Linked DNA regions of Homo sapiens: region 1 is linked to region 2. The links are chromatin loops, found by intact Hi-C in ENCODE. Cell type or tissue: HCT116. All regions are shown on one strand. Links, peaks and the distances in the headings refer to the core of each region. The heading gives the core; the rest is flanking DNA.

The links. Hi-C counts contacts between places; a loop is a spot of excess contacts. Peaks named below come from ENCODE experiments on the same cell type or tissue, not always from the same donor. Only the 100,000 strongest peaks of a DNase experiment are listed, where the experiment ranks them.
Region 1: a loop joins it to region 2, with 3 times the contacts of the local background. A loop is called at or near these places in 7 of 110 quality-filtered maps.

The regions. Positions count from the first base shown.
Region 1 is chr4:77,357,235-77,373,148 of GRCh38, reverse strand. No RefSeq gene overlaps it. Among named protein-coding and RNA genes, the nearest start is that of CCNG2, 210 kb to the right of the region's middle. In HCT116, for the core only: a CTCF peak has its summit at 6,066 (motif pointing left); no DNase peak of the experiment used is centred there.
Region 2 is chr4:77,613,967-77,629,880 of GRCh38, reverse strand. No RefSeq gene overlaps it. Among named protein-coding and RNA genes, the nearest start is that of CXCL13, 16 kb to the right of the region's middle. RefSeq lists a silencer at 11,011-11,110. In HCT116, for the core only: a CTCF peak has its summit at 11,045 (motif pointing right); DNase peaks (open chromatin) are centred at 11,050 and 11,257.

The sequences.
Region 1 (15,914 bases), core at 3,631-8,630, 250 kb after region 2:
TCCTCCACAGGCTGCCCAGCTTAAGTCTTCCCCTCAGAGAGGTGGACAGTCAAACTTGCCCTCCTTACTCTGGGGATTGAGTGCCCCCATGTCCATGACGGCTGCCCCAGTTCTGGCTGGGGTCCCTATTCTGACACCAGCTGCTGCCCCACCTCTGGAACACCCTGGAGAGACTTGTTCCCCCCACCAGGTGGTGTAAGAATCCGCAACTGTCCATTCTCCATCCTAGAAACAACTGTACCTTATAAGAGCCAAAAAAGTTAAGCCACATCAACTCCTGCACTTAGTTCATTTTGCCTTTACCATTTACCAGTTTCCCTAAGAACTGGAAGGCTTGAGGACAGCATGGATAGTTAATCCTCCAATGTCCAGCAAACCTACAGAGCAGATCCCTTACCAGTAGGAGGGGAATTACTATCTGGACTAGAAGATTATAAGGATCAGAGCTACAACTCACAAGTGGGAATAGTTGAGACTTGAACATACATTTAACCCAGCCCAAGAGCTTTAAGGGTGATCTCACCTGGTTCTTAGTTAGCAAAACATGGCTACTAGCCTGGTTAAAATATGTGGATCACGTGACTTCTATGTGACAGCACTGACCCCAGGCTACAAGTAGGTCATTCCCTATACTGAGAGGGAATCCAGGTCTCCGGATGGTCTCTAGGGTGATTCTAAGAGGGGCCATCTCAGAAGGTGGATCCTCACAAGGCCGTGGCATGCCTATCCCTGTTAACTCTTCATTGTGGTCTGAGCCTGGTAGGATCTCCAGTACTATTCCCACTCCCTTCCCCTACCTCCGATTTTCAGAAGACCATGTCAATGGTTCTTAACCAATTCAGGTCCCCATTGTATTTTGACCCAGGTACCTTCTCTCTCATCCTGTTAATAGGCTGAAAGGAGAGTAAGGTAAAAGTAGAAGATAGTGGAAAGAGATCCAGGATACCACTTTAGTTTCATTTACAGAGGAACCATAAAGCCTTCATGTTATCAAGCTAACCACGGTAGGAAGAAAAGGAATTAATGCAATAAAAATGCTGCATGGGTCAAACTAAACTTGCCTGAAGACTAGACTAAGCCTACCAGCACTGTATGACTTCTGTTTTACAACTCACATTTACATGGATTATCAGATGTCTGGCTTTTTAATTAAGCTATTTATCGGCCGAACAACTTACCATAAAAATGCCAACATAAGATAGACATTCACATCCCAGTTTACAGATAAGGATTGCTGGCAAAGCTTAGCTAGATGACGCTGTTTGGAAGTCTCATGACTCCAAGTCAACCTGAGGGCTGGGATGTATTCTTTAAGGCTCAACTAAGCAAGAAGAGATCTGTTCCCAAGGAGACTCATGTCACACCTTCAATGTCCACTTCCAAGCTCACTTCTTGTTGGTGAGCTTCAGCTCCTCAGCCTGTGAAACTGAAGGCTTCTCCCTTTTGCCATACAAGGCTGCTCCAAGGGGCAGTTTGTAACATTGCAGCCGGTTTCTCTTAAAACAACTTCTAAGACAAAGGTAAAGAATATGAGAAGCTGGTCATTACATCCAACCTCAAAGGGAAGGGGCTTACTACAGGCAGCAAGACCAGGAAGTGAGGAAGAGCTCAGAATTAGGGACCTCTGCTATTGAGGGCATGGAAGTATTCATCTCTGAGAAGATCAGAGTGCAAGAGAGGTCCTGTTTGGGACAGAGGGGTTGGACATGAGTCGGGGTATGGACCAAGAGTTGTTTCAACATTGCCTTAACATGCAGTTTCCCAAAACTCCAGTGCATTGCAGTGACAAACTGAAGAATGATTTTCATTGTTTGACAGGCTAGTTAGTACTACTAGGAATAGTATTTGTCATAGACAAGATCCCCCTGGATCATTCTGGTACCTACGTAGCTCACATTGCCCATCTGGCCTCGATGCTTATTCGAGTGCCTGTTCCAGGCAGTAGGTGCCCTTTTAGGTTTTTCCTCCTATTTTCTGCTGAAGGCTCAGGGTCAGAGCTGAGGACATTGGCACTGGACACATTCTGGCTGGGCTGTGCTTCCCTGGATAGGTTTTCAAAGAGGCAAAATACTGAGGGAAAAGATGGAGTGTGGCTTTATTACAACAGGTCCTAGAACCTGAACCTACCTATGACCAAGGCAAAGAAAGTCTTCCTAGTGGTCCAAACCATGTGGAGCATGGAAATGACCAACTACTGGGTCAATTTTGCAAACTCTTGAAGTGACATGTAGGAGGCATACGAGACCACCCCTGTTACATGGGCCATAAAATGGTTCTGAAAATTTAGATCCTACAAACAGGAACTTCCTTTGGTCTAGAGAATGGAAACTGATCATGTAGTGGTCTCATAACAGAAAACAGTAACCTCATGGCTTCTGTGTCAAATCGGTCATCTCGTACCTAAAGAGCTGATTCCATCTGAGACTTATTAGGAAAGGTAGGGCCCGAGCAAGAAAGCCATGATGAATATACACATATGTGAATTCAGGCCAACGACTTGAAAGGGTTGACATCACCAGATCACTGGATTTAGAGGGCATGAGAATACAGCAACTAGATCCCCCTTCAACAAGGACTCATTGCCCCAGCTGCCAGAAGCACTGCCAGCGGCTTCCAGCTATCACCTTCTACAGGGTTTGTTTCAGCTCCAAGGGCATGCTCTTCCCTTAACAGCCCTCATCCAATTACTGACCATAGTAGATGTCTGAAGGCCAGTGATCTCAGGCCACCGTGGAACAACTGATGGGCCACATGCATGTTGACACTTGCCAGGGCATTGCTGGGCCTGCAGTGCAGTTAAGTGCTCCTGCCACCCAATCATGCTTCCTTTCCCATTCCTTAGAAAAGATTTGATCTCTAAATGCCATATTTCATGTCAAACTCCATATCAACCTCTTTTCTGACAATCCAACCTGCAACACTAGTCAAAAGGGTCGCAAGGCATGCAATTCTTCTCTGTGCCTGGAATGCCTGCTCATCATATTAGCCAAGTCCTCCTCAACTCTCTGAACATTTGCAAGTAACACATTCTGCCCTGTGCTGGCAATTCTATGATCTGTCATGGTGTCTGGACTTTGGCAGTTTCTATAGTTACATCCAACAATTCCATGCATTATGACACTAGATTCCGGTGATTTTACCTCAACTATGGTTTCTTGCCTAGTGGATGGTTCCTCACCAAGAGCATTTCCCATGTGTCTGAATTACCCAACACATGTACATCCAACAAAATTGGTTGTACCTCCTGGAATTCATGGAAAGCACTGCCCACTATGGGCTCAATGGCCTAGGGTCCAAGAACGGGCTTTCCACATTTAAGTATGCCAGGGAGGACCCACACTCAGAGCTCCATCGGTTGTGGGCAATAATATACCAGATATTTGTCTTCCCCCATCAATAGTGTTTAGAGAGAAGTGATTGGAAAAAAAAAAAGCCAGTCCTACTGCATCTTCCATGAGACCTGAAAAGATGTAGATGGGTTTCATACTTAGTGTATTTAAACACACACTGGTCCAAGTCAGATCTCAGTGTTAAACCTAGGTGGAAGCCTGGGCTTTGTTAACTTGAAGTTGTTTGTATATAAGTTCCTCATTTGGTAACATTGCCCATAAACTCAAGGAAGTCATATCATACTGATCTCTAAGAACTACTTTGACCTGTATACAATACTACAGTTGTGTTGTTTCTTAAAGCACTCTTTCTTAAGAGCCAAAAGTCAACCAGGTTTATCATGAACCCAAGTTCCTTAGAGAAATTCTTTGCTATGTGAAGTCACCATCTGCACATTAGATATAATTGGCAAAAATTCTGCCCAGTCTGGGAAAAACCTAGGGAAAATCTTTTTATACTGGTCTTGGCAAGAATTTATGGCTAAGTCCTTAAAAGCAATTGCAACAAAAAATGGTAAGCGGGACCTAATTAAACCAAGTAGCTTCTGCAAAGCAAGAGAATTATCAAGCAAGAGAATAGACAGCCTACAGAAAGGTATCAAGTTTTGGGAAATGATGCATGCAATAGTCTGAGGAACTTAAATCAACAAGAACTCCATTAAATATTGGACAAAGGGCATCAATGGACACTTCACAAGAAGACGTAAGTGGCTCAACGGGAAGTCACTGATCAGAAATGCAGGTCAAAACCAAAATGAGATACTGTCTTGCACTAGTTGGAATAGCTTTTGTTAAGTAAAAACACATTAGCAAAGCTGCAGAGGAAAGGGGACACTGATACATTGTTGGTGGGAATGTTAACTAGTTCAGCCACTGGACAACAGTTTGGAGACTTCTAACATAACTAGGAGTTGAACTATCATTGGAAATAGCAAGCCCGTTACTGGATATATACTAAAGGAAAATAAGTTATTCTAACAAAAGGACACTTGCACCCTATGTTCATCACAGTACAATTCATAATAGCAAAAATATGGAATCAACCTAGGTACCCAAAAGTGGACTGAATCAAGATGTGGTACATATACACCATGGACTACTACACAGCCATTAAAGAAAATCATGTCCTTTGCAGCAACATGGATACAGCTGGAGACCATTATCCTAACCAAATAAGCAGCAAACCAAATGTCATGTGTTCTCACTTTTAAGTGGGAGCTAAACATGAAATACACAGTATCTGAAGACAGCAACAATACACACTGGGGACTACTAGAGGGAAGAGAGGGAGGGTGTAAGGGATGAAAAAGTACCTGTTAGGCACTATGCCCACTACCTGGGTGATGGGTTTAGTCCTACTCCAATCATGCAATATACCTTTGTAACAAAGCTGCACATGCACCCGATTCTAGAATAGGAGTTGAAGGAGAAAAAATTCTGCCCAAGAGACACTACACAGATGGAAAATAAACTGAGATGATTCTGGGCTCACCAGCAAATTCAGCTGCACACAAGTGCAGGGGAGATTGATGAACTGCCATGTGCTCTGCTGTGTCCCACAAGGCCCATGTCCCACACTCACATTGTTTACTGTGCTGTATCACCAATACTCCTCACATTAAGGGAAACACTAAATGAGCCTCAGAGGTCTAGGAAAACTTGTGTGCAGTAAAATACACACAAGTAAAACTTGTGTGCAGTAAAATACACGCATGGTGGAAATGTAACAGACACTAGGACATGAACTTACTCCTTCAAATGTAATGTTTTCTACACCCAAGAGAAAAAACAATGGACACGTTGCTTCTGGGAATGTACCATGCTGCTCCTGCACGGGTACATTCTGAAAGACATGACACCCGGACTACTGTGGCCCTCAGCCACTCAGGTGTTTGCCGTTGACACAGGAAGCAGCTGACTCTGGCACTTTGTTCTGCTCCAGCACTTCAGCATCTGTTCCCCACTGAGGTCCTCTAAGCACCTTCTACTTGGAGTCATCTGCTTTGAGACCATTCTTTGAGCTTAACCCATTATCTTCCCATACCCACATATCCCACCCACACCTCCATCCAGGGCTATATGCCCCACACAGCTGTTTTAAACAAAAAAGGTTCTTATCAATTGTATGTGACACGGGAGCCAGAGTGAAGGCCCAAAGGGAGAACTTGCTATTACCATTTTTCTGCTTAGATTTAATGAAGCATGGACAGCCGTGTCTAACTGTGATTGGACAAGGGCATGACCTAATGCCCCGACTGAGTGGGGAAACCCAGCAAGGCCTGTCTGTTTTATTTCCCTTGGTCTCTACAGCATTCCTTCTTTCTGGGTAGGGAGCAGGACCCCTCTGGAGTGAGCATTTGATGACCTGTTTATCAAGGCAAGTCAGAATTTCTTTACGGTCAGCTGTTACACAGAAAGGGAAGGGGAGAGTAATGTTCCTAGCTTTAGGGCTGGCTTGGGGAGGAGGGCTTCCAGTTTCTAAGAGCTGCCTTAAAGAGCAAGAAGGGCGGAGAACAGCAGCAGAAGACAGAGCTTGTTTCCGAGGCCCTCCAGTCTCCTATTTGGGAGTACTGGGCCCACCAAAGCCCCACTCCCTGCCAGTTCCTTCTCCACAGGACACCCTCTGGAGGCTGCCTGGCTGAGGCTCCAACCTCACCAAGGTTTCTCAGGACACAGAGCTCCACCTGTGATTCGGTGCTGCCCTCTCCTGGCCAACACTGCATTAGGTCCCAGAGCATCTGCCTCTGCAGTTCATTTTGGGGATTTGTCTTACTCCCTACACACCCACTGCACTGCCAGATACCAGGGGAGGGAAGCAAAGGAGGACCCACATCTCACAAGGCATGGAATTCAGGGTCAGTTACTAGCCATGTCCTCGGGCTCAGACACCTCATCCTGGACTCCAAAGGCTTCCCCCTCACAGGAAGATAAGCTCAAATGATCTAACCTACTTTGACCCATCAGATCAAATGAGTCACTGGGGGTCTACAGACTTCACATGGAATTCTCCTCTTTTTACCAATTGGGAGAATTTCAGGTTCTAATGCTTGGGAGGCACACCTCTGTTGGGCAAGTCCCTGATTCGAATGCAGAGATGACCTCTTAGTTCCCCATGGTTCCCCAAAAGACAAAGTATCAAGTGACAGGCAACCTTTACCAAGGCCACAGCTCTTTAACCCTTACATCTAGCCTGACCCACAATATAAAAGGTGACCAGTTTAAAAGGAAAATATAGAATATATAGCTATGCCACAGAAAAATACACCATTTCATAACCTGTACCATTACAAAAAACTCACCAGCCACTTACCTGGGAACATCTAGGTGACTACCATAGTTCGTGGGCCAGGCCCCCTCCACTCAATTATAGCCTGTATGCTAGGAATCTTGTGACAGTTCCCAACTTTGGATGCAAATTGACACACTGAGACAAGGGGCTAAAAGGCAGGACTCCTGTATGTCCTCAGAGCCCAGTTGTGTTTGGACACACTGCCTGCTGTTCTCTGCTATTCTTAGCCTGAGACCTCTTCCTTCTTGGGCAACTGAAGGATAAGCCATCATGCTCAGTCAATGTAAGGAGGCTTAGAAAACTAAGGTCTAAAGTCACTAGAGATTTCAATCCCATCCTAAAAACTAGAACAGTGTGATGTTAATATTGAGTGTTGGCCGGGCATGGTGGCTCACACCTGTAATCCCAGCACTTTGGGAGGCCAAGGCAGGTGGATCACCTGAGGTCAGGAATTCCAGACCAGCCTGACCAACGTGGAGAAACCCCATCTGTACTAAAAAAAAAAAAAAAAAAGTACAAAATTAGCCAGGCATTTTGGTGCATGCCTGTAATCCCAGCTACTCAGGAGGCTGAGTCAGAAGAATCGCTTGAACCCTGGAGGCAGAGGTTGTGGTTAGCGGAGATCACATCATTGCACTCTAGCCTGGACAACAAGAGCAAAACTCTGTCTCAAAAAAAAAAATTGATTGTCAACTTGATTGGATTGAAGGATGCAAAGTATTTTTCCTGGGTGGGTCTGTGAGGGTGTTGCCAAAGGAGATTAATGTTTGAGGCAGTGGACTGGAAGAAGCCGACCCACCCTCAATCTGGGTGGGCACCATCCAATCAGCTGCCAGCCCAGCTAGAATAAATTAGGCAGAAGACATGAAAGGACTTAATTTGCTGAGTCTTCCGATCTTCATCTTTCTCCCATGCTAGATGCTTCCCCATCCTTAAACATCAGACTCCAAGTTCTTCAGCTTTTGGAGTCTTGGACTTACACCAGTGGTTTGCCAGGGGCTCTTGGGCCTTCAGCCACAGACTGAAGGCTGAACTGTCAGCTTTCCTTCTTTTGAGATTTTGGGACTCAGACTGGCTTCTCTGCTTCTCAGCTTGCAGACAGCCTATCGTGGGACTTCACCTTGTGATTGTGTGAGTCAATTCTCCTTAATAAACTCCCCTTCATATATACATCTATCTTATTAGTTCTGTCCCTCTAGAGAACCCTGACTAATACAGATTTTGGTACCAGGAGTGGTTCTAGAGGAACAGAATTTTAAGGATGGATTTCTCTAGTTGGTTTTTGGGTTTCTGGAGTTGGCTGTTTAATCTTATTAGACCCCAAAATGCTAAGGACTCTATTTTTAATAGTATGGAGAACACTGATAGTCCTTGGAGAGAACTGTTTAGAGAGTTATGCAAAATAAATGCATTTGATACTCCTGATTCACAGCTCCTGAGGGACTAGGAGTTTAGCGACTCTGTACATGACACCTTTGACCATATGTGGAGAACCAAGGAATATAATGAAGTTGGTTGCTCCCAAGTTTGCTGGACAAAGTGAAGGAAAAAAAGGATGAGCTCAGGGATGCTAACTCTCTGCTCCAGAAGCACATACAGAGTCTCAAATCTTCTAAGATCACCCTGAATGAGAGTCTTATCTCCTCTAGACAAAAGGCTGAAAGTTGTGATAATTCAGACAAGCTCTTATGAGAGTTACTGACCTGCAACAAAAGGTGCAGGCTCAGTCCTGCCAGATGTCTATCTTTAAAGTTGGGGCATTGGAAAAGAATAGAACCCTGCAACATGGAATGGAGATGTGTGCAAGGACCTTTTTTGCCAGAGGAAGTAGCCTCCCCACCCCCCCAAGTGGTGGCAACATCCCCTCCTGCACCCACATTGCCATCAGCCTTTCCATTTTTGTCTGAGGAAATTAACTATGCACTTCCTGAGGCAACAGTGATGGCCTCCCCTGAGGCAGTTGCTAGGCAAGACAATGTTGATTCTCCCCAGGACCTACCCCCAACACCCCTGTTTGCTTCTAGACCTATGACTACACTCAAGTCTCAGCAGGCCTCTAGAGGTGAGGTTGAGTGTGACCCAAAAGGAGACACTACACTCAAAAATTGAGTTTTCTAATGTATATAAGCAGAAATCTGGAGAACAGGCATGGGGATGGATATTAAGGGTGTAGGATAATGGTAGAAGGAACATAAAGCTGGATCAGGCTGAATTTATTGATTTGGGCCTACTAAACAGGGAGTCTGCACTTAATGTTGCAGCTCAGGCAGTTAAAAAAGGTTCTAATAATTTGCTTGGTTAGCTGAAATAAAAAAGATGACCCACTGTGAGTGAGCTGGTAATGCCTGATCTCCTTAGTTTAATATAGGGGAAGGGATCCAAAGGCTAAGGGAGATTGGAATGGTGGAGTGGATTAGTCTCACTTTAGACCTACTCATCCCAGCTGGGAGGGTGCAGAAGATATACCCTTGACCAAAGCCTTGCAAAATAGATGTGTGAGGGCAGCACCTGCATTTCTGAAGAGCTGTGATTGCTGTTTTCTGTATGCCAGATCTAACAGTGGGAACCACGGTCACTCAACTACAAAATTTAAATACAATAGGAATAATTGGATCCTGAGGTGGCAGGGGCCAAGTGGCAGCACTCAACCATCAAAGGCAAGGTGGACATAGCTACCGTAATGAACAGCAGAGGCAAAGTGGCAATCAGAATAGTCTGACTCATGTAGAGCTCTGGCATTAGCTAATTAATCATGGTGTTCCCAAAAGTGAAATTGATAGGAAGCCTACTGCATTCTTAATTTATATAAGCATAAAACTTCCAGGTCAGTATACAAAAGACTAATTTGAATTATAAAAACAGTCACAGCCCCTCAATTTCCAGACTTGAGCCAGTTTACAGACTCAAAGCCCCTTGAATGAAGGGGAGGACAGGTCCCCTTGAGAAAGGACCCCACTATACTACCAATGATTTATGCCATTAATCTTTCTCCCGTCCTTCTCCAAGGAGACCTCTGGCCTTTCACTAGGGTAACTGCACTGGGGAAAGGGAAATGATCAGACATTTTAGGGACTACTGGACACTGGCTCTGAGCTAACATTGATTCCAGGGGACCCAAAACATCATTGTGGCCCTCCAGTTAAAGTAGGGGCTTATGGAAGTCATGTAATTCATGAAGTTTTAGCTCAGGTGTGACTTATAGCGGGTCCAGTGGGTCCCAACACTCATCCTGTGGTCATTTTCCCAGTGCCAGAAGGCATAATTGGCATAGACATACTTAGCACTGGCAGAACCCCCACATTGGCTCCCTGACTGATAGGATGAGGGCTATTACGGTGGGAAAGGCCAAATAAAAGCCATTACAGCTACCTCAACCTAGAAAAATAGTAAGTCAAAAACAATATTGCATCCCTGGAGGGACCGCAGAGATTAGTGCCACCATCAAGGACTTGAAAGATGCAGGGGTGGTGATTCCCACCACATTCTCATTCAACTTTATTTGCCCTGTGCAGAAGACAGATGGATCTTGGAGAATGACCGTGGCCATTCCTTAGACACCAAACTCCATCTCAGCAAAGACTTCATGGAGCCCAAGCTGTGATCACATGAGGAGCCCACACGAGGAGCCCAAGCTTTCCTCTACATGAGGAAAGGCAACATGCCTTTAGTAGCACCCCTTTCTGCTTTCCCTCTTTCTGCAGCTCAGAGAAAGCAGAGTTGAAGCACACACACAAAACAAAGCACAGCAGAAGATGGTAGATGGCCACTTGTGATTTCTAATTTCTAGTTGGAGAACACTGCTCGGCTGGATTTAAGATGCTATTTAAGTTTCTAATCCCTTCAGTTAAGTGTCACTTTTAGAGTTATGAGGGAATAGATACTAGCAATAAACCAGCTAATTTAGTTAAAAATCAAGCCCAGGTGACTACTGGAAATAAAGTAGCTACTCAATTTTAACAAGTTTCAGTTCACCAGAAGTAACCTTCTGTGAGTCTAATAGCCTTACATACTTGCAAGTTTGAGATTCAGCAGTCCACCACTACAATGGTAAGTTGTGAATACACTCTCCTGTATAAAATGTTTTCAGTGTTTTCCTTTTGCCTGTGTGATAAAGCAAGCAGCTGTGGGTTTTCTGGTAAAGCTGCGAGACACTGAAATCATCTCTTTCTGCCTCACTTTTTATCCCTTCAATCTTGCTGTTCAATATACCCAAGTCTTGTTGTAGGCTCTATTTTCTGGGAATCCCAAGTAATCTGAGGCACAAAAGTCCTTTTCCTAAGCAATGACAAAGGATTTTGCTCTTAGCAGTAATATCGTATTAATTAGACTGCCTAACAACTACATCCAGAGTGATAGGCAAGTACCATTTTAAGGAACCTAGGGACAGGGGTAAATAGTTCCCTACCCTCCCAGAGTTTGCATTCAAATGCAGCAATTAACAGGTAGGGATAAGCACTATGAAGGAAACAAAGCAAGATACAGAGTGAGCTTGTGATGGGGCAGGAAACAGTTTTATTTTCAATAATGTTGCCAAGGAAGAGGACACATCTTTGATTCACCCTCGGCTGCCATTAACAGACGCTGCATGATCACACTGCAATTTTACTTCCACTTCCTTGCTTGGCATCTCAGAGCTTGTGCACACACATCTGATATTGTAGTGTCCACGTGTGGGTTAAGCTTTAAATGCAAAGAGTCTTTCACTATTTCAGTATAGAGTATCAGTGATATAGAATACATCATACTGTAGCATGAGAATGCAGGTGCTTTGAGACGAATGTATTAGAGCTATTCGACAATCAAAAAGCAAACTCTCTCATATCTTGGAACAAAAGCTTAGCATCTTAGGCTATTAATTACAGTTGCTTCCTTCCAACATGTAACAGGGTCTTATGTTGATATTTCTTGTTCAAACACGCTGTGGTCAAGGGACTGCCAATTGAAAGCCAGAAAGTTTTGGTATATGGGGGTCTAGTTTTTCTGTCATTCTGTCAAGAGCAGCATACCTTTGGGAAGTAGTAGTTCATTGCATTCAGAGTACTTTCTCCTACATTCTCTTGCTCTCAGCTAGTACCTTAGATATGCCCAAGTCAAAGAAACAATCTCCCTTAGAAGTAACATGACAGTTAAGTGGAAGTAGGACCTGAATATCTATTGTAAGTCCAAATATGCACCATATTCATGTTTTTTGTTTTTTGTTTTTAAGATGGAGTCTCGCTCTGTCACCCAGGCTGGAGTGCAGTGGCACGATCTCGACTCACTGCAAGCTCCGCCTCCTGGGTTCACGCCATTCTCCTGCCTCAGCCTCCTGAGTAGCTGGGACTACAGGCGCTCGCCACCACGCCTGGCTAATTTTTTGTATTTTTAGTAGAGATGGGATTTCACTGTGTTAGCCAGGATGGTCTTGATCTCCTGACCTCGTGATCCACGCACCTCGGCCTCCCCAAGTGCTGGGATGATAGGCGTGAGCCACTGCACCCGTCCCATATTCATGGTTTTAGACTGAAGTGACTAGTATATTAGATTTGTTACTTTCACTCGCTTTAGTTGGTTTACAATAGCAGTATATGTTTTCATAAAACAGAATTCTAAGAATCTTCCTGGCTCCAAAACCAGTCACTTGTACTGTTATTTGGGTAAGTCCTCATGCAAGGTATATAACTGTATACGACAGGATTATAAGAGCCAACAGTCCAAGTTTTTGACTTCAAAGAAATGTGAGTGAGCTTGATTAAACATTAGAGCACAAGATTAACTGAAGGATTAGAGCAGAGCAGGTGCAACGAAGCTTGACTCCTATAGAAGCAGCTAAGCCGGTAGGCTGCACTGTCACAGTGCTTACCCCAAGGGCAAACCTCCAATTACACCAGTATTTCCGCAGAGACATTTGGGCTACAGCCAACAGGCTAGGTACTTGTTTTGACAAATGAACAGAGGACCCTACCATTCTGTATCATACATTAACACCAACTGGAAAGCCTCCACCATGGGAAAGGTAACAAACCTATAGTCTCAGACTCTGCCTTGCTCTGTATGCACTGATAGGAAATATCTAAGATAAATTGAAAACATTCACTGTTTTAAAGGGGTAAGGTATGTAAGTATTAATACGGATTCTGCTTGGAGAAAAATTAAGTATAAGCAGAGTCTCTGGACAGTAACAAGAGAGTTTCCTTTAGAGAAGGGGTTTGGGTTGCTAGGGGAAAGAATGAGGAAGGAGACTACTTTCTTTCAGTGAATAATTCACCATGATGCATGTAGTGTAACATTCAAAGGGACACTGTAAGGGATGCAGTAACAATTAACAGTTCCAGGCAAGCTGGTGAAGAAAAAGTTTGAGGTCTTATATTCCCAATACTCAATAAACCTCACAAATGAAATACCTAGAAGGTAAGGAGTAAAAGCCGCCATGCATATTTTATGAACAAGATAGAAGCCATTAAGCATATAAACTTAAGCTCAATTGAGTGATCAAGTAAGTACACTCCCTCATGTTTCAACTTTAAGGATGGCAAAGATTGAATGATGCTACCTAGTACCTGCTAGGATAAATAGTCACCAATTGCGGTAGAAAGTGGATGGCATGTAGGGTGTGAAGCAAGGCATGAAAGTAGGGGCATTTAGGCCGGGCAGCACATGCAGCTGCCATCCAAGGGAGACTCACAGCCTTCTTTGGGCAAGGTGGGGTAAAGAGACACTTGAAGATGTAAGTGCCTGAGCTGGTGAACAGCAGTGCAAGCAGCATGGTGACAGCGATAGAGAGGAGGATTCTAGCAAAGCCCAGGGGCCTGGCAGGCGTTAGGCAAAGGATGCCTCAGGAAGGACAGGATGGCTGTGGGTGGTCAAGTGGAATAAGGCCACAGTTATCTTTCCTGGCCTGTGGATTTTCCAGTACAGAATTCCCCCCAGAGACTATAAAGGAGACATCAGAATTGGACTACTATCCAAGGATCCAAAAGTCTGAGAGCCAGACTATTTTAGAGGAAATTGAAAGGATACCTTGAAAAAAAAAAAGCCACAACCAGCACGAGTCCACATCCAGCTCTGTCCTTCATTCAGGTAGACTCTTGTCTCTCACAGTTGGCTCTAGGACTCAGAGAAGACATTATCCAATAGTCCCAAGGTTCACAGGCAGAGAGCACCAGGGAATGGTTAGGGGATAGGACTTGAAGTGTTTCTTCCTACTGCTCCCCTGGGACCACACCAACCTGGCCTGATGCTATAGGGTCTAGCTGCCTCTAACACAAGGAGCAAAAAGCCCTCCTGCTGGCATGAGCTCTACAGCAGCTAAAGACCAAGTAGAATATTACAGTCAAATGGGATCCAGAGTAACACAAGAACCTCAGCTTCTAGAACTGTTGCATCGGTGTCCAAAGGCAGACCTTTCATTTCCCTAGCTCACATCTGCCATGGAGGGAGGGAAGAAGGTACTTGGGTTGTGGGTCAGGTCTGCTCTAGGACACTGTTATGAGCTTTAAGCTTGGGATTGTACCTCCCAATCCAGACTCCAACAGGAGGTAGAAAAGTTTTCCTCTGGGTCATCAGCATTTTTACACATCAAACACAGACCTACATTCTACACCAAAGCCAAATACTTCTGAGTAATTCCATACCCAAAATAAATAAGACTTTCCTGGATGTACCCTGCACAGACCCCAACCATGGTTGACTGGCACTTTCTTCATGGCAGGCATCTCAAACCTCATCTTCTGTCAGCGGGCAATCTTGGCTCTTCCCTGAAAGAGGTAGACAGTGGACAATCTCCTCTTTTCAGGGTCCTTCCTACTGAGGACTGAGTACCCCCTCCCCACCCCCCCCCCCACCATCTGTGACAGCTGCCCTAGTTCTGGCTGGGGTCCCTATTCTGATTCTGGCTGCTGCCACAGCTGATCTAGCCCCTGCCACCACCTCTAGAACACTGTGGAGAGATTAGTTTCTTCCACTAGGTGGCAGAAGAATCCAGTTGTCCACCCTGCCAATTTAAAGACAATAGTCACATTTAGGAGCCAGAAAACCTCTAAGCTATTCAAACTTGTGCACTTATAGTTTGTTTTGATTTAGAACATTTACCCATTTCCCTGAAAACTGGAAGGTTTAGTGAAAGCATTGAGATTTTACCATCTGATGCCCAGCGAGCCTACAAGGCAGAGTTCCCCTACATTAGGCAGGAAATTATTGTCAAGACCAGAAGACTAAGTTAGGAGCAGAGTGCAACTGACAAGGGGCAACACAAGTCTAATTCAACCCAAGAATCTTAATGTTAGTTTCACCTGATTATTTTAGTTTTTAAAAAACCTGTGATGAGGGGGATTAACACGCGACTTCCATAATACTTCTACCTGACGGAACTGCCTACAGGCTATTACGCAGCTCTGTGCTGATGGTGGGGAATCACCAAGTCTCAGGAAGATGGTCTCCAAGGTGGTTCTAAGAGAGGCCATCTCAGGTAGTAGATACTCAAGGTCATGGCATGCCTGTCCCTAATTCTTTATTCTGGAATGAGAAAAATCATATTTCTGGCTTTTTAACAAAGCTATTTATAGGCCGAACAATTGACCCCAAAGATTAGCAACATGAGAGAACATTTAAATCTCACTGTTTGTAAAAATAAGGGCTTCAGGTAAAGCTTAGCTAAATGCTCTTGCTTGAAAGTCCCTCCTGGCATTGTCAACCTGTGAGCTGGAAACATGCTCTCATTTTAAGCCTCAACTAGTGAGAACGGATCTACTCCAAAGTGGATCACACCCCAGAATGCCTACTTCTAAGCTCACTCATAGTTGGTGTTGAACATTAGCTGCTAACAGCCTGTTGGACAGGTGACTTCTGTTCCTAGCCATGACAAATGGGCTACTCTAAGGGTCACTTTGCCTTATGGCTCAATTACTCTAAGGCCACACCTGTGAGACCTCAGAGAATAGGGACTATGCTATTATAGAAGGTCATGAAAGTATTCATTCCCAGGAAGGTCAGGGTGCAATGGAGGTCCTGCTTGAGACAGGAATCTCACATGAATCAGGATATGGGCCAGGAGTGATCACCATGCTCACATGCAGCTTCCCAGAAATACAGTCCATTACAATGACATTATAAACTGGATGGATTTCACTGTCTGCAAGGCAGCCACTACTAGGCATCATGGGCTTCACATAAAAAATCCCTACCCTTAGATCACGCTGGTATCTACACAGCCCACATTGCCCATCTGGCCTCCATGCTTATATAAGTGCCTGTTTCAA
Region 2 (15,914 bases), core at 8,533-13,532:
AACATTCCCTTAAACCAAAGCCTGATCCAGAGAAAGGTCCCAACTCTCTTCAATTCTATGATGGCAGAGAGAGGTGAGGAAGCAGCAGAAGTTGGAAGCTAGCAGATGTTGGTTCATGAGGTTTAAGAAGCCTTCCCTGGAACATAAAAGTGCAAGGTGAAGCAGCAAGTGCTGATGTAGAAGCTGCAGCAAGTTTTCCAGAAGATCTAGCTAAGATAATCAATGAAGGTGGCTACAACTAAAGAACAGATTTTCAAGGTAGACAAAACAGTCTCCTATTGGAAGGAGATGCCATCTAGGACTTTCATAGCTAGAGAGGATAAATCAATACCTGACTTCAAAGCTTCAAATGACAAGCTCACCTCCTTGTTAGGGGCTAATGCAGCTGGTGACTTTAAGTTGGAGCCAATGCTTATTTGCCATTCTGGAAATTCTAGGGCCCTTAGAACTACGCTGAATCTACTCTGGCTGTTCTCTATAAATGCCTGGATGACAGCACATCTGTTTACAGCATAATTTACTGAATATTTTAAGCCCACTGTTGATGTAAAAGGAAAGCTCAGAAAAACAGAAAAAGAATCCTTTCAACATATTACTGCTGATTGACAATGCACCTAGTCACCCAAAAGCTCTGGAGGTATACAAGGAGATTAAAGTTGTTTTTATCTCCTGCTAATCTCCTGTTTTTATCTCCTGCTAATACAACATCTATCCTGCAGTCCATGGATTAAGGAGAAATTGACTTTTAAGTCTTATCATTTAAGAAATATATTTTGTAAGGCTACAGAAGCCATAGATAATGATTCTTCTGATGGATCTGGGCAAAGTAAATTGAAAATCTGGCGAGGCTACAGCATCCTAGATGCCAGTAAGACCATTTGTGATTCATGGGAGACGGCCAAAATATCAACATTTACAGGAGTTTGGAAGAAGTTGACTCCAACCCTCAAGGATGTCTTTGAGGGGTTCAAAACTTCAGTGGAGGAAGTAACTGCAGAGGTGATAGAAATAAGAGAACTAGAAATGCAGCTTGAAGATGTAACTGAATTGCTGCAACCACCTGATAAAACTTGAATGGATGAAGAGTTGCTTCTTAGAAACGAGCAAAGAAAGTGGATTCTTGAGATAGAATGTACTCTTGGTGAACACAGTTGAAATGACAACAAAGAATTTAGAATATTCCATAGATTTATTTGATAAAGTAGCAGCAGTGTGTGTGAGGACCGACTCCAATTTTGAAAATTCTACTGTGGGTAAAATGTTATCATGTTGCATCACAGGCTACAGAGAAATCTTTCATGAAAGGAAGGGTCAATGGATGCAGCAACATTATTGTTGCCACATGACAACAATGACACCTTCATGGTTGTCTCATTTTAAGAAATCGCCACAGCCATCCCAGCTTTCAGCAACCACCACCCTAATCAGTTAGCAGCCATAAACATTGAGGCAAGCAAGACCCTAACAGCAAAAAGGTTGACTCAAGGAAGGCTCAGATGATCATAAGCATTCTGTTTTGTTTTTTGTTTTTTTGAGTCGGAGACTTGCTCTGTCGCCCAGGCTGGAGTGCAGTGGCACGATCTCTTCTCACTGCAAGCTCCGCCTCCCAGGTTCACGCCATTCTCCTGCCTCAGCCTCCCGAGTAGCTGGGACTACAGGCGCCCGCTACCATGCCCGGCTAATTTTTTCTATTTTTAGTAGAGACGGGGTTTCACCGTGTTAGCCAGGATGGTCTCCGTCTCCTGACCTCGTGATCCGCCCGCCTCGGCCTCCCAAAGTGCTGGGATTACAGGCGTGAGCCACCATGCCCGGCCAATCATCAGCATTTTAAAGCTAAAGTATGTACATAGTTTTTTTAGACATATTTACAGACACATTTTTATATGCACTGGGAAACCAAAAAAATTGGGTCACTGGCTTTTATTGTAATATTTGCCTTTTTGCAGTGGTCTGGAACCAAACTTGCAGTATCTCTGAGGTATGCCTGTATATTACAAAGCTACAGTAATTAAAACAGAATGATATTGGCATAAAGACAGACACACTAACCAATAGAACATGATAGAAAGCCCCAAAATAAACCCACACATCTATAGTCAATTAATTTTCCACAAAGAGGCCAATAACTCACCACAATGAGGATAGGACAGTATTTTCAATAAATGATGTTTAGAAATCAGGACATCACATGTAGAAGATTGAAATTGGACTCTTATCTCACTCCTTATACGATAATCAACTAAAAATAGCTTAAAGATTAAATGTAAGACTTCTGTAAAATTACTAGTAGAAAACATGTGTAAAAACTGTATAACATTGGTCTGTGCAATGATTTCTTGCATATGACCCCAAAAGCACAGGCAACAAAAGCAAAAATAGAAAAATGGGATTGCATCAAACTATAAAGCTTCTAAAAAAACAGTGAAAAGACAACCCATGAACTGGGAGAAAATATTTGCAAATCATACATCAGATAAAGGGTTCATATCAAAAATATATAAGGAACTCCAGCTACCCAAAAACAAAAAAAAAAACTATTAAAAAATGGGCAAAGACTGGGCATAGCGGCTTGTGCCTGTAATCCCAACAGTTTGGGAGGCCAAGGTGGGAGGATGGCTTTAGGCTAGGAGTTCAAGAACAGCCCAGGCAACGAAGTGAGACCCTGTCTCTACCAAAAGAAAAAAAAAAATTGCCAGATGTGGTGGCACACACCTGTAGTACCAGCTAGTTGGGATGCTGAGGCGGGAGGATGTCTTGAGCCCAGGAGGTTGAGGCTACACTGAGCTATAACGTCACTGCTCTGTAACTCCAGCCTGGGTGACAGAGCAAGACCCTGTCTCAAAAAAAGGTGGGGAGGGGGCAAAGGACATGAATAGATCCTTTTTCAAAAGAAGATATACAAAAGGCCAGTAGACATATGAAAAAAAAATTACTAATAATCAGGGGAATACACATTAAAACCACAATGAGATATATAACACCTCTTATCTTAGAATGGCTCTTATCAAATAGATGAAAGATAACAAGTGTTGGTGAGAATGCGGGAAAAAAAGAAACCCTTGTATATTGTTGGTGGGAATGTAAATTAGTACAGCCATTTTGGAAAACAGTATGGAGGTTCCTCAAAAAACTAAAAATAGAATTACCATATGCACCAACAATTCCACTTCTGGGTATATATCCAAAGCAATTGAAATCTGTATATTGACGAGATGTCTGCACTCCCATGTTTATTTCAGCATTATTCATAATAGCCAAAATTTGGAAATAAACTAAGCGCCCACCAATAGACGAGTGGATTAAAAATGTGATACATATACACAATGGAATACTGTTTAGCCTTAGAAGACAACAAAATTCTGTCATTTGTGACAACATGGATGAATTTAGAGGACATTAAGCTAAGTGAAATAAGCCACCCATAGAAATACAAATATTTTATTATCTCACTTATCTGTGAAATCTAAACATTCAAACTCATAGAAGTAGAGAATAGAATGGTGGTTACCAGAGGTGAGGTGGGGGGTAGACTGGGTGGGGAAAGGGGAGAGGTTAGTCAAAGGGTACAAAGTTTCAATTAGACAGAAGGAAAATGTTCTGGTGATCTCTTACCCAGCAAGGTGACTATTAACTTTAGTTAATAACAATGCATTGTAAACTTCAAAATTGCTAAAAGAGTGAATTTTAAATGTTTTCACCAAAAAGAAATAAGTATTTAAGGTGAATAGTTTAATTGCCTGATTTGCTCATCCCACAATGTATACATGTATTGAAGCATCATTGTATCCCAGAAATACATATAATTATTATTTGTCAATAAAAATAAAATCAAAAGAAGCTTGGAGAAAGTGATGGCCCAGACTGAAAGCCATGCCAGAAATGTGTTAGTCTTGTGATCTTAGCCATGTTGTTAAATGCTGTACACCCAGGAATTTTTCCCATATTAATAAACTCTGCCTTATTTCACATTATGTCCTGTCACCCCCTTGATTTGGCACTCTTAGCATTTGCTTTCACATGTTCTCTCGTAGGCTTGCTGGCACATGTTAACTAGGTTCTGCACGTCCTTTGGGGTACGGTCCCTTTCCTCCCTTGGCAGGCCCAGCACTTGTATCGTGAGCTCACTCTTCTTACTGATCTTGTGTCTAAGAGGAGTGCTGGGGTAGAGCCCAAAGGAATGTGTTCTCTTGCAAGGCCAGGGAGAGTGCTGGCTCCAACAGTGCTATTCACTTCTGCAGGGTCAGGGGCTCCAGGGTCTGAGGATCCATTATTTAAGTGCATTAGCATAGATGTCCCCATCCCAATTTTCAGGGTCCCAATCTTTTCCAATCAGGACCCTGATCTTGCTCTGTGGCCGTGGGTAGGTTGAAAATTCAACCTTCTCTGGAGCCATGTTATGATTGTGATTAAGTCCTGAATCTGTCCTCAGATGTCCCTGCTCTTTACCAGCAGGAGAGAAGATTCTCTGACTGTGCTCAAGTAGGGCCCTGGCTTCACACCTTGTCTTAGTCTTTTCAGGCTGCAATAGCAAACTACCACAGACTGAGTGGCTTATAAACAAAAGAAATGTATCTCTCACGGTTCTGGCGGCTGGGAAATCCATGAACAAGGTACCGGCAGTTTTGGTGTCTGGAGAGGGCCCACTTCCTCATAGACGGTCACCGCAGCCTCACAGGGTGGAAGGGGCTGACGTCCTCTCTGAGATCTTTTATAAGAGCACTAATTCACTTCACAAGGGTTCTGCCCTCATGACCTAATCACCTCCCAAAGGCCTCACCTGCTAATACCATCACCTTGGGGATTGGGATTTCAACATAGGAATTTTGAGGGGACACAAACATTCAGACCATAGCACACCTAGTCTTTAATGACTAATTAGTCGTTTTGTGCCTTTTATTATCTTTTTCCATATTATCTAACTCCTCCAGCAGCAGCTTTCCAATTCTATTTTTTTCAGAATTACAATTCCCCCATATTTCTCAAATGCCTGATAAATTGCACCTGCTGGCACATTTTCTTTTACCAATTTACCATCCATCCCAGTTCACAACAGGTGAAAGTATTAACAATTGCACTACCACCTGTGTCAGGGGCCCTGCATGCTCCTTGTAGGACTAGTAATGTGGTTCTCATTGCCAGCTGTCTGGCAGGTGATTCAGATTCAGAATCCCTTTTTAACATCTGCTTTCTTGAACAACTTCTATTGCAGGCCAGGTTCCCTGGTAAGCATACCGATAGGGAGATTAGCAAACAGAAAGTTAATCTGGGAGTGTTTGTAGGATTAATACCTGTCGGTAAAGGGGAGGAAGCAGGATTAAGCAGAGGGAGAAGTTGAACATGAGACAGCCACAGCAAAGGCCTCAGTGAGGCTGCAGGAAGTTCTGAAGCTGGGATGGCTGTCAGATTTGGCCCGAGGTGAGAAGGTGGGATAGAATATTTATACCATTGCATCAACCAGCTTTGGATGCGGGCTGCTCCCAGGAAGGGTGTATAACCTTGAGCGAGGGCAATTTTCAGAGCTCCACAGCTGCTGCCAGCTGCATGGATAGCAGCTGAAAGAAAAGTGCTTCATTCCTTAAAGTGGATCTGATGGCCCAGCACAGCCTCCATCACACTGTATCACTTCCCCCCACCTTCACTGTGTTGCCTGGATCACCTCTAGCATAAAGTACTTTCACCCACATCCTTGGATCAAAGTTGGCTTCAACAGAAGCCTGAACTAAAACAGCCTCCCAGGAGGCTAAGCAGTTTTAAAGTAGACAGGTGTAATAGCAATAAGTGTAATAATTACTAATTATCACAGTGATAGGTGACACTTGCTGCATGTTTTACAGGTAGTGATTCACACCCTCATTTTCTTTACCTCTTAAGTGAGGGTGTTAGATTAGATGACTACTAAGATACCTTCCAACTCAAATGTTGTTCTACAATCTCCTTTTCTGTTCAAACTTAACTCACAACATAAGGTCCCACCTCTCATTTCTCCTGGGGCTCTGCGCCTATTGGCAAAGAATGGGGTAGGAAATATTTACAAAGATTAGCTTTGCTGTTTTATTTATTTAAAAGGCCACTCATTCTTTTAAGCAGAGACCTGGTGAAGAGCTGGGCCCCTGTGCTAAGGTTAAGGGGTTAATAGTGGTCGCTGCCTTCCCTGTTCTTCTGAGGTCCTGCAAATTTTGCAGAAGGTGAGGGAGTTGCTCTTACAGGCGGGGTGTTGGTAACAAACAAAATGCCCCCACAAATTTCCAATGAGTGACAGCATTTGGTGGCTCTGGCCTAGAGATGTGAGAAGCATCCCCTAATGTGCAGGAGAGTCAGGCGCCAGGAATAAAAATGCCCACAGTGTCCTGTTGAGAAGCCACAAGAGGCTATTCCTTGAGTCTTTCCACTTTCCACCTCCTATAAAGGAAAAGCATTATAGGTACATAAAATCATCTATTGAGGGAGGTTGTGTGAGGAGAAAAAGAAACTAGAGATAATCCAAATTGTAGATGTCTATATATGTGGACAAGACACATGCTTAGTTTTTCCATATTTAGTTCCACACATAATTAGAGGACATTATGAAGACTTGGCTCTCCCCGTGAACTTTCCCCCTCCATAAGCTTATGCATGGCTATGAGTCAGAATGTAGCAAATTGTATTTCTTCCAAAATTTCTTAAGGCAAACGAAGAGATAATCTGTAAAGTAGAAGAATCCTTTATTCAGTTCTCACTGCTTGTTTATTTTGAGTTTAAAATAATAAAGCACATTAATTGGAAAGGACAATAAACATTGATGGTGAGGGTGAAGACAGCGAAGTGAGTGTAGAGAAGCCGCTATCCTGCTCTGAGACCTGGCAAGCATCCTTCTCATAGGGTAATTTAGTTTGTTTTTACAGATCGTATCAATCTGTAAAGTCTATGTTTTAGGGAAGATCACCCAACCAGTAACAAATCCCAGCAGGATAAAAAGGGTGCTAAGATGTAGTTATGTAGTTATGTAATTGTAGATCTAGTTATGCAGAACAAGAGACAAATTTTTAGTAAAGCCTAGATCATAGTTTGGAGAACATCAGGTTGCTAAAACATTTTCTCTGTTTTTGGAATACATTTGGCCTGCAAAATCATAAATCATAAAAAATAAATCATGAAAAGTTAGATTGGAATCAGAGATTTGATATGCTCTAGAACTTGGTTTGACTTTGCACTTGTGTATTTAATTAAGAGACAATAGACGCATATTAAGATGTTCCAGACCAAGTCCCTAAATGTGAGCATTTCCATGACTGAAAGAGAACTCTTTTTACAATTGTCAGTGAATTTAAGGTCTGAAGGGAACGTGAGTATAGAAAGGATTGTTAATATTTGCTTGAGTTCAGAATTAATGTTTAGTTTTAAAGTTTAGGTTTATCAATTTTACATTTTCATCAAGCTCAGCCTACTAATCTTACTCTAATGTTTATATAATATTAATAATCACTTTTACATGCTGTTTAATCAATGTTAATGAACTCCACCCAACGAATATAACTGTCTTTAAACAATCAGACTAATTTACAAATTTGCTTTAATACATTCTTTTCAAGATTTTAGAATAAATATCTTATTTCACTTTTGCTAGTTATTTCAAATGCTTATGCAAGACAAAATTACAACCCTAACAAGTCTTCCTGACCACGTATGAAAATCTTGTTAATCAAATACATAATATCATACATTTTTCATGTTGAGTTTTCTTAAACATTCCAATATCCTTAAAATTTATATTAAACTTTTTTGCTTAAACTCACAGTTAAATTAGTGATACACTTCAAACTGAAGTCATGTTTTCCTGAGAGACCAGATTCTTTTACACTTTATAAATACATGAATTTGATTTATTCCATCATCTGTAAATTTAATTCTGAATGACCTTGGCTTGTAAAGTCACTTCCCCAAGTAAGGAGCAGTCATTTACGTGGCCAGATGCAGTGGTGGAAATGAAGTGGATGGATCCCAGAGATATTAAGGAGGTGGGGAAATGAAATCACTCTTGGTGAATGATTTAAAAAGGGAGGTTGTTGTTGGTGGGGGGGTCAAGGATGACACAACAGCTTAATTTTAATGGATGGCAATACCAACATTTGCCTGGACAGGGAGTATTTAGGGGAGGGGAGGCTGTGGGAAGGGTAGGGATGTGAGTTTTAGGACCAGATAGTGCCTTAGCAATTGTCTATATCACTTCTCACCCAAAGGTAAGGGAGTTGAGACTCATAAATGGAGTGATTTCTTTTTAAGTAAGAAACCTTTTAATAAAATAAGCTTCTTTGATGTTACAGAGCTAGAGAGTGACACCAGGTTTCTCCTAGACTCACTTCCTTTTAGTATTTCTGTCTCAGAAATGGACAGGATGAAGTGGGATCCTGCTAGACATCATTCTCCTTGTCTTGCCAGTCCTAGAACACAAAAAAGCAAATAGGAAAAGCAAATAGAAACCTGCCAGTACTGGAACACTGAGAAGTAAACAGAAAAAGCAAACTAAAAAAATTGCTTCCAAGATTTTGCTCACAACCTGAGATGATACAAGAAAAGGACTTAAAAAAAAAAAAACAAAACAAAACAAAACCTAAGCTTATCAATCAAGCAGGTACAGAATATAAACAACAAACAAGTCATCATTTTGCCTTTAGTAAGATGCCACACCAACACACCACCAACTTCCCAGGTTGGATAAGAGCACGGGGCCAGATGTCAAAATTGTAAAGCTTGTCCTAAGGTGGCAGGACACAAGGAAGCATTTTTGTTGTTAATTGATGTTGCCTTTAGCATTGCCAAAAACCCCCTCAGATTTTGGCCAAGGCTTTCCCAGTTACACAAATGACTTACATTAAATGGGCTGGATGATCTTACTAGTCCCAGGTCCACACTGAGGTTGCAGTTCTGTTTTGAGGAAACTCCGGGGTGCAAAGCCAGAGCACGTGGACAATGGAGGGTGCCAACAAAGAGTTGGGATACTTCCTCAATTTTTATCTTCCTTGGAATTTTAGCTTTTGCTAGGAAAATACCTTCGTTCTTTACTTTGTGAAAAAAGAGACTTGGAGGAGACTTCAAGTTCCCTTCCAGTCAGTGGGATTTAGAATTGGCCAGAGTTTCCAGGAATCACAGGCCTTTGTAGAAAGTGGAACTGCCCTACCTGCCTTTCACATGTGCACCACGAGTCGGGGGGACATGGCCCAAGTGGCTGGGTGGGCTCCCTGAGGAATCAGCAGGTCCACATTCAAGAGTCTCCGTAAGAAGTACTTAGAAAAAAGTCTCTCTTTCATTAATTTCATAAGGGTAGTGGGATAATAAAAACAGTATACAAATAAGGAGGTTGTAAAAATGTTTGCTTTTAACAAAGAGGGAAAAAATAATAACTCCAGAGACTTAAATCTAGGTTAGATGAATTGCGGCAACATGAATCCTGCTAACCCCAGTTTACAACCTCATTGCAATTGCAGTTTTCAGATTCTCATTAACTTCAGTGAAAAGTGCATCTGCCTCTGAGTTATCTTAGGTGGGCGAATGTGGGGAGATGCTTTCATTAAAAAAAAAAAAAAAAAGATCTGCTGGATATTTCCAAACCGGAATTCATTGAAGTTGCTCCTAGGCAGGAAATTTATAAGTTGAAATTAGTGATAAAACATACAAGAATTTCCAAAGCTAAGCAAAATGCCCAGCAAAATTAAAAATGTCCTCTGTCCTTGTGGACACCATGATTGCTTATCAGGGATGTCCACCATTCTGCACTGATAAAAAGTGACCACTGCATATGAAATAGCTCCTTAATTGAAAGCGAGAGTCACTGTGCCTTTCTTTGCTTACTGGTATTTTTAATTTCTAGGAGGTGGGAGGTAGAAAGAGCAGAACATGCAAATAAAGCAAATGGAAAGACACAAAGCTGGGGCTCGTGATTCAGGCAAGAACGCTGTGTGAACTAACCTGCCATTTGTGATAAAGTACTTTAGAAATGTCAATTTTATTACTGAATAATGGGTCTCAGCATGACTGAACTCTTGGCAATTATTTTACATCTAATTTGGGATGATGCATAAAAGAAAATCGAGCACAGATTACTTTAGCTTGGCACCTGGCAGCTGATAATGAACTGGTATAGATTGTCTTGCTCAGAACAATAAAGTCTCTATCTGCTGCTAGTTTCAGCTGACATTGGGCTGGTAGCCACATTTCTTCTATTCCTCTCTTTGGTCTGTTCTGGAGGTCATATGATAAGCTGTGTTTGCTGGTTTTAGGTTTCATCTTCCTGGGTCAGTTCTAGGGTACACTGCATTACCATGTTTGATGTTTCCACATTACACCATTCACCACTGGATGCCAGCAGAGCACTGCGGCTTGAAGTCAAAGGGTTGGACATGACCATTTCTAGAAGGCCAGTGGAATGGCATCAGAAATTGAACAATCCTAATTTCCTGGCATTTATGAATCCCAGTAATGACCCCAAGTTAGCTGATTTGAAAATGAGTTTATTCTTAGTTCCATAAGGGCTAGATGTTATTTTCATCTGAACATTTAGAATAATGAGATTCAGAGAATTGAATATGTTAGTGAATCATAGCAGAACCAAATTTTGATTCAAAATCTTCTAACTTCTACTTCTTTTCCTTCTCCTTAGCTTGGGGGAAGACCTAACTTGAAGAATGAGGGCTTACCTGTGAAAATTGATTGTATATTGTCTTTTGGCAGTGAGGAGGTAGGGAGAAATGTAAAAGACAAAATATAAGGGAAAAAAGCTTCTCAGTGTTAGTTGCATATAAATCACTGTTTCTTGTTGAAATGTAGGTTCTGATTCCGATTCTCCAATGTTGCTGGTTGGGAGGCCGTACTTTAAGAGTGAAGACCGTGGAGTCCCGAGTCTGGGCACCGATAGAAAAGAATCACCTGATTTCCTTGTCCGCAATCCCTGGGAGACACTCTTCAGGGTCTGACTGAATGGAAAAGGAAGCAGGGAATCCGGTCCAACGTTAATGTCACCGCCCTCACTGCCCTCTTCAATTTGAACATGGTATTTCTGGCAGTAGCCACCAGAGGGTGCTAAAGAACCTCCTTGAAACGGCTGCAGAGCCCTGTGAGGTTACCAGACTGTTTCCACAAGACCTGTCCTGGGCTGGTCTTGGGGTTTGTGGGGAGGACAGTTTGTTCAGGAGTGGATGAGGAACAGAAGGGCCCCGAGACCACAGGTTGTGTCAGAGACAGAGCTGAGGCCCTCGCTGGGACTACCACTCAGAGATAAGCACAAGAATCAGGCCAAGGAGGCATCATTTGGGATCCTCATTCCTCTTGCCCCCCTTTGAGGGCAAAGGGTGTTAGTATACTTAAGGATGTTGTCCACTTAATAGAGAGAAAGGGCTAGATCAGGGATTTTCCCCTGGGGCTTCCAGCCCCACTCAAGTTAAGGGATATATTGAGATATTTATTTGATCTTTAGATTTCAAAGGGAGAGGCTGTTATCCAGATTTAAAAAAAAAATGCTTGAAAATAAAATTGATTGCCTGCCATAAGATAAGCAATTTTTTCAATAGTAGAATATGTGATAAAAATACACATCTTTAGCCTTCATTAACTTTTATTAAAAATTATAACAATTCATATTTGGCATAGCCATCAGTTGTACATGTAAAGTAATAAATGAGATCATGGTATTTGGAGTCGGTCTGTGGGATTCAAATATCAGAACTGACATTCATTAGCTGGGTGATACTGGGCAAATTCATTTACCTCTCTGAACCTTAGTTTCCTCATCTAACCTCTTCTGAATGGATTTGGCCAATGATGGGAGTCAGGGGGATGGAAAGCATGAATAGGAAATTGTAAGGTGGGAGGATGTAGAGGTAGAGACACTTATTTCCTCCAAGCCCTGTTCACACTCAGTTCTGTTCATGGCTGATGACTTGCTCGATTTGATAATGAATTTAATAATGTCAGCACTCTCGGATGCACAATAGTAGTTATAAAAATGTGGTTAGGTCCTACTCTCTCCTAGATAATATGGTAAAAAAATTATTTCCGGCCGGGCGCGGTGGCTCACGCCTGTAATCCCAACACTTTGGGAGGCCTGGGCGAGTGGATCACGAGGTCAGGAGATCAAGACCATCCTGGCTAACACGGTGAAATCCCGTCTCTACAAAAAAATACAAAAAAATTAGCCGGCCGTGGTGGCGGGCGCCTGTAGTCCCAGCTACTCAGGAGGCTGAGGCAGGAGAATGGCGTGAACCTGGGAGGCGGAGCTTGCAGTGAGCCGAGATCGCGCCACTGCACTCCAGCCTGGGCGACAGAGAGAGACTCCGTATCAAAAAAAAAAAAAAAAAAAAAAAAAAAAAAAAATCCTAAATATTCCAAACAACTTACATGCTGTTACAGTGTTTAAGCTATTTAATCAGTCCAGATGAGACTTGATGGCATCTTGGCCGATGACTCATTCAATGACTATGGCTCCTGTTGGGCAATCTGTCTTCCAAACTGCAGGTCTACAACAGCCTTCCATAACGCCATTTCCTCACCTTTCTTCTTCAGGCCTCGGAGTGGCTACTGGTCCCTAAGTGCCTCAATATTCCATTAACCCTGCCCACAGCTTTGAAATAGTTTCCTTCATTGCATTCTCTTCAAAGTTCCAGTTATGCATGCCTTCTATTTCCTATTGGTACCCTAAATGATATGGCATATAAGAATTTAATAAATATCAGTCACTTTAAATTTATCTTGAGAATGCATTCATATAGATTTAGCATTTTCCAGCAATATATGCTAGTGTCATAATGTCATGACATACTTTTAGTGGAGTTTAGCTTGGGGAGCTCAATGTTATATTAAATTTCAATGACAATTATCAGTTAATTCAAACCCACCAGCATGTTCAGATGCACATGATAGTTATAAAAATGTGGTTAGCTCCTACTCTTTCCTAGCCATGTATTCTAGATAATATAGTAAAAAAAATTATTTCCTAAATATTCCAAACAAATTACGTGCTGTACAAGATGCTTTTCATTCTGCACAAGAGTTGCTTATTGAGTATGTGGGACACCATGTGGGTTGCAAAGAAATAAAAGTCTGACTTACTGTCTCCAAGAAATTTTCAATCCAGTTATGAAAATAAGACAAATATGAAAAGTTATTTTCTTGAAGTATCTTAAATAGTAACAAATGAGACCGTTATAAGATATTCATTTATTCACTCATATATTTATCCAAAAAATACTTGAACTCCCACCATGTGCCAGGCCATAATCAATGCTAAGGATCTGAGGGTGAGCAAAACCAGGCACAGTTCTGGCCCTTATGAAGTTAATATCCTAATTGGAGACGGACGACCAATAGTCACGCTAACAATGGTATTATTAGTGACTGAGGTAAGTGCTTTCGAGGAAAAGAAAGAGTTACATGACAGCTTATCACAAGGAGATTAACCTAGGCACGGAAGGCTGTCCTGAGGAAGGGACCATTGAGCTTGGAACTGGAAGAAGTGTGACATTGTCAGACTTGCATTTTGAATGGATCACCTTAGCTGCTTTATGGAGGGAAGTCAGGGGGGTGGGGGAGGGTAGCTACTTTTTAAGCTATTTAATCAGTCCAGGTGAGACTTGATGGCATCTTGGTTGGCATAGGGAGGTAGTAAAGATGGAGAGTTGTGTACGAATTAGGAAGATATTTAGGGAAACGGATCAATGATGTTTTGCTATGGATTGGATACAGAACTGGTGGTGATAGAAAATAAATTTTGAAACGAGTCCTAGTTTTCCATCTTGCATAATGAAACAAATTGTGGAGCTTTCACAGATGTAGGAAATACTGGAATTGGACCAGATTGGAATTGGATCATGAATTTTGGTCCTTGACATTGAGTTTGAGGTACCTTTGCAAAATCCAAAGTGGAAATATAGCAGAGTCATTTGGATGGAATGGGATAGAGCTCCTTCCCACCCACCCAGAAGGTGGGGGCAAGTAAGACAGATTTGTAATGTAGATACAAAGATCTTAAACAAACACATGAAAACTATTCAGCATCATTAACCATTAGAGAAATACAGATTAGGACCACAAGAGATTAAACACCCACTAAAATGTCTAAAATTTAAAAGACCGATAATACCAAGGGCTGGTGAAGATGTGAAGCAACTGGAACTCTCACATATTGCTGATGGGAATGCAAAATGGTACATTTACTTTGGAAAACAGTTTAGCAGCTTCTTATAAAGTTAAACATCCACCTGCCACATGACCCAGCATGTCCACTTGCAGGTATTAATCCAAGAGAAACCAAAACGTATGTTCCCACAAAGACTTGTAGTAAATGTTAACAGCAGTTTTAATCATAATATCCCCAAACTGGAAACAACTCAACGGTCCATCAACTGGTAAGTGAATAAACAAGTTGTTGTATGTCCATACAATGAAATAATAGTAACAACAAGGAAGAAGCTAGTAATACATTCAACAAGATGATGAATCTCAAAACCATTATGCAAAGTGAAAGCAGCCAGACAAAAGGCCGTACCATTTATAGGACAGGCTGGAAAAGGCAGAAGTATAATAACAGAACAGGGGCTGGGGCTGTTCCTGCTAACTCACTGAATTGAACACTTAGACAGGGTCAATTTTACTGTCTGTAAACTATAACTTAATTAACCTGACATAAGAAAAGCGAGCTCCCTTGATGACTTTAATATTCTGTGCTGGCTGAACTATGCGTTCCAATTTTAGAACACCGAAATCACCTGGAGGTTTTGGGAGAGGTTTTTTCCCTTTTTTTTTTTTTTGCCTCAAGTGTTTACTGACACCAACCAAATCTCCAATTCTGTGATTCTCTTACACCAACTGGGTATCCAGCAATTCAATTCAGTTATAATACTATCTGTACTTAGTGTAGACCCCACAGGTTAAAGGCTCAGTCCCACAGATGCCAGCTGCACATAGGGTGCCCAGGCTATCTTCCTTTCTGCCCAGCCAACCACAAACTTAAGGGTTCCTAGGTCACCCTCCTCAGGTTTGATAATTTGCTATAATGACTCCCAGAACCCAGGAAAGTAGTACTATTTCCAGGGTATTATAAAAGATACAACTCAGGAACAAATGGAAGAGATGCACAGGGCAGGGTGAGGAGAGAGGGGCACAGAGCTTCCTTCCATGCCTGCTCCAGCTCACCACCGCCCCCCTACCTCGATGTTCTGGAATTTCTCTGAACCTTATTGTTTGGGGGTTTTTATATCAGTTTTCATTACACAGGCATGATTGATTAAATTATTGTCCATTGGTAATAAACTCAATTTCTAGCCCCTTTCCTCTCTCTAGAGGTGGTGGGGAGGGTGGGACAAAAGGTCCAACCCTCTAATCACATGGTTGGTTCTTCTGCCTGCCAACCCCCATCCTAAGGCTATCCCAGGGCCTGCCAATAGTCACCTCATTGCCACAAACTCAGATATGGTTAAAAGGGGCTCATTGTGAATAACGAGACACTCGCATCACTCAGGGAATTCCAAGGGTTTTAGGAGCTCTGTACTAGGAACCTGGGACAAAGACCAAATATAGTTATCTCTTGGTATCTTCAGGGGATTGGTTCCAGCCCCTTCCCCAAAACCCCAGAGGACACCAACATCTGAGAATGCTCAAGTCCCTTATATAAAAGAACAGTATTTGCATATGGCCTATGCACACTCTGCTGTGTACTGTACTTTAAATCATCTTTAAATTACAATATAAATTCTATGTAAATAGTTGTTATGCTGTATTTTTAGAATGTATATTTTTAAATTATTGTATTGTTATTTTGGTGGATTTTTTTTTCCCCCTCAAAGTAAGGCCAAGGCTGAGCCCTTCTGTTGGAGAAGCAGAATCTTTTCTTCCTGGGCCTCTGCTGGTTGGGTGGATGGGTTTGAGCAGCACTATTGATGGGTTTGTTA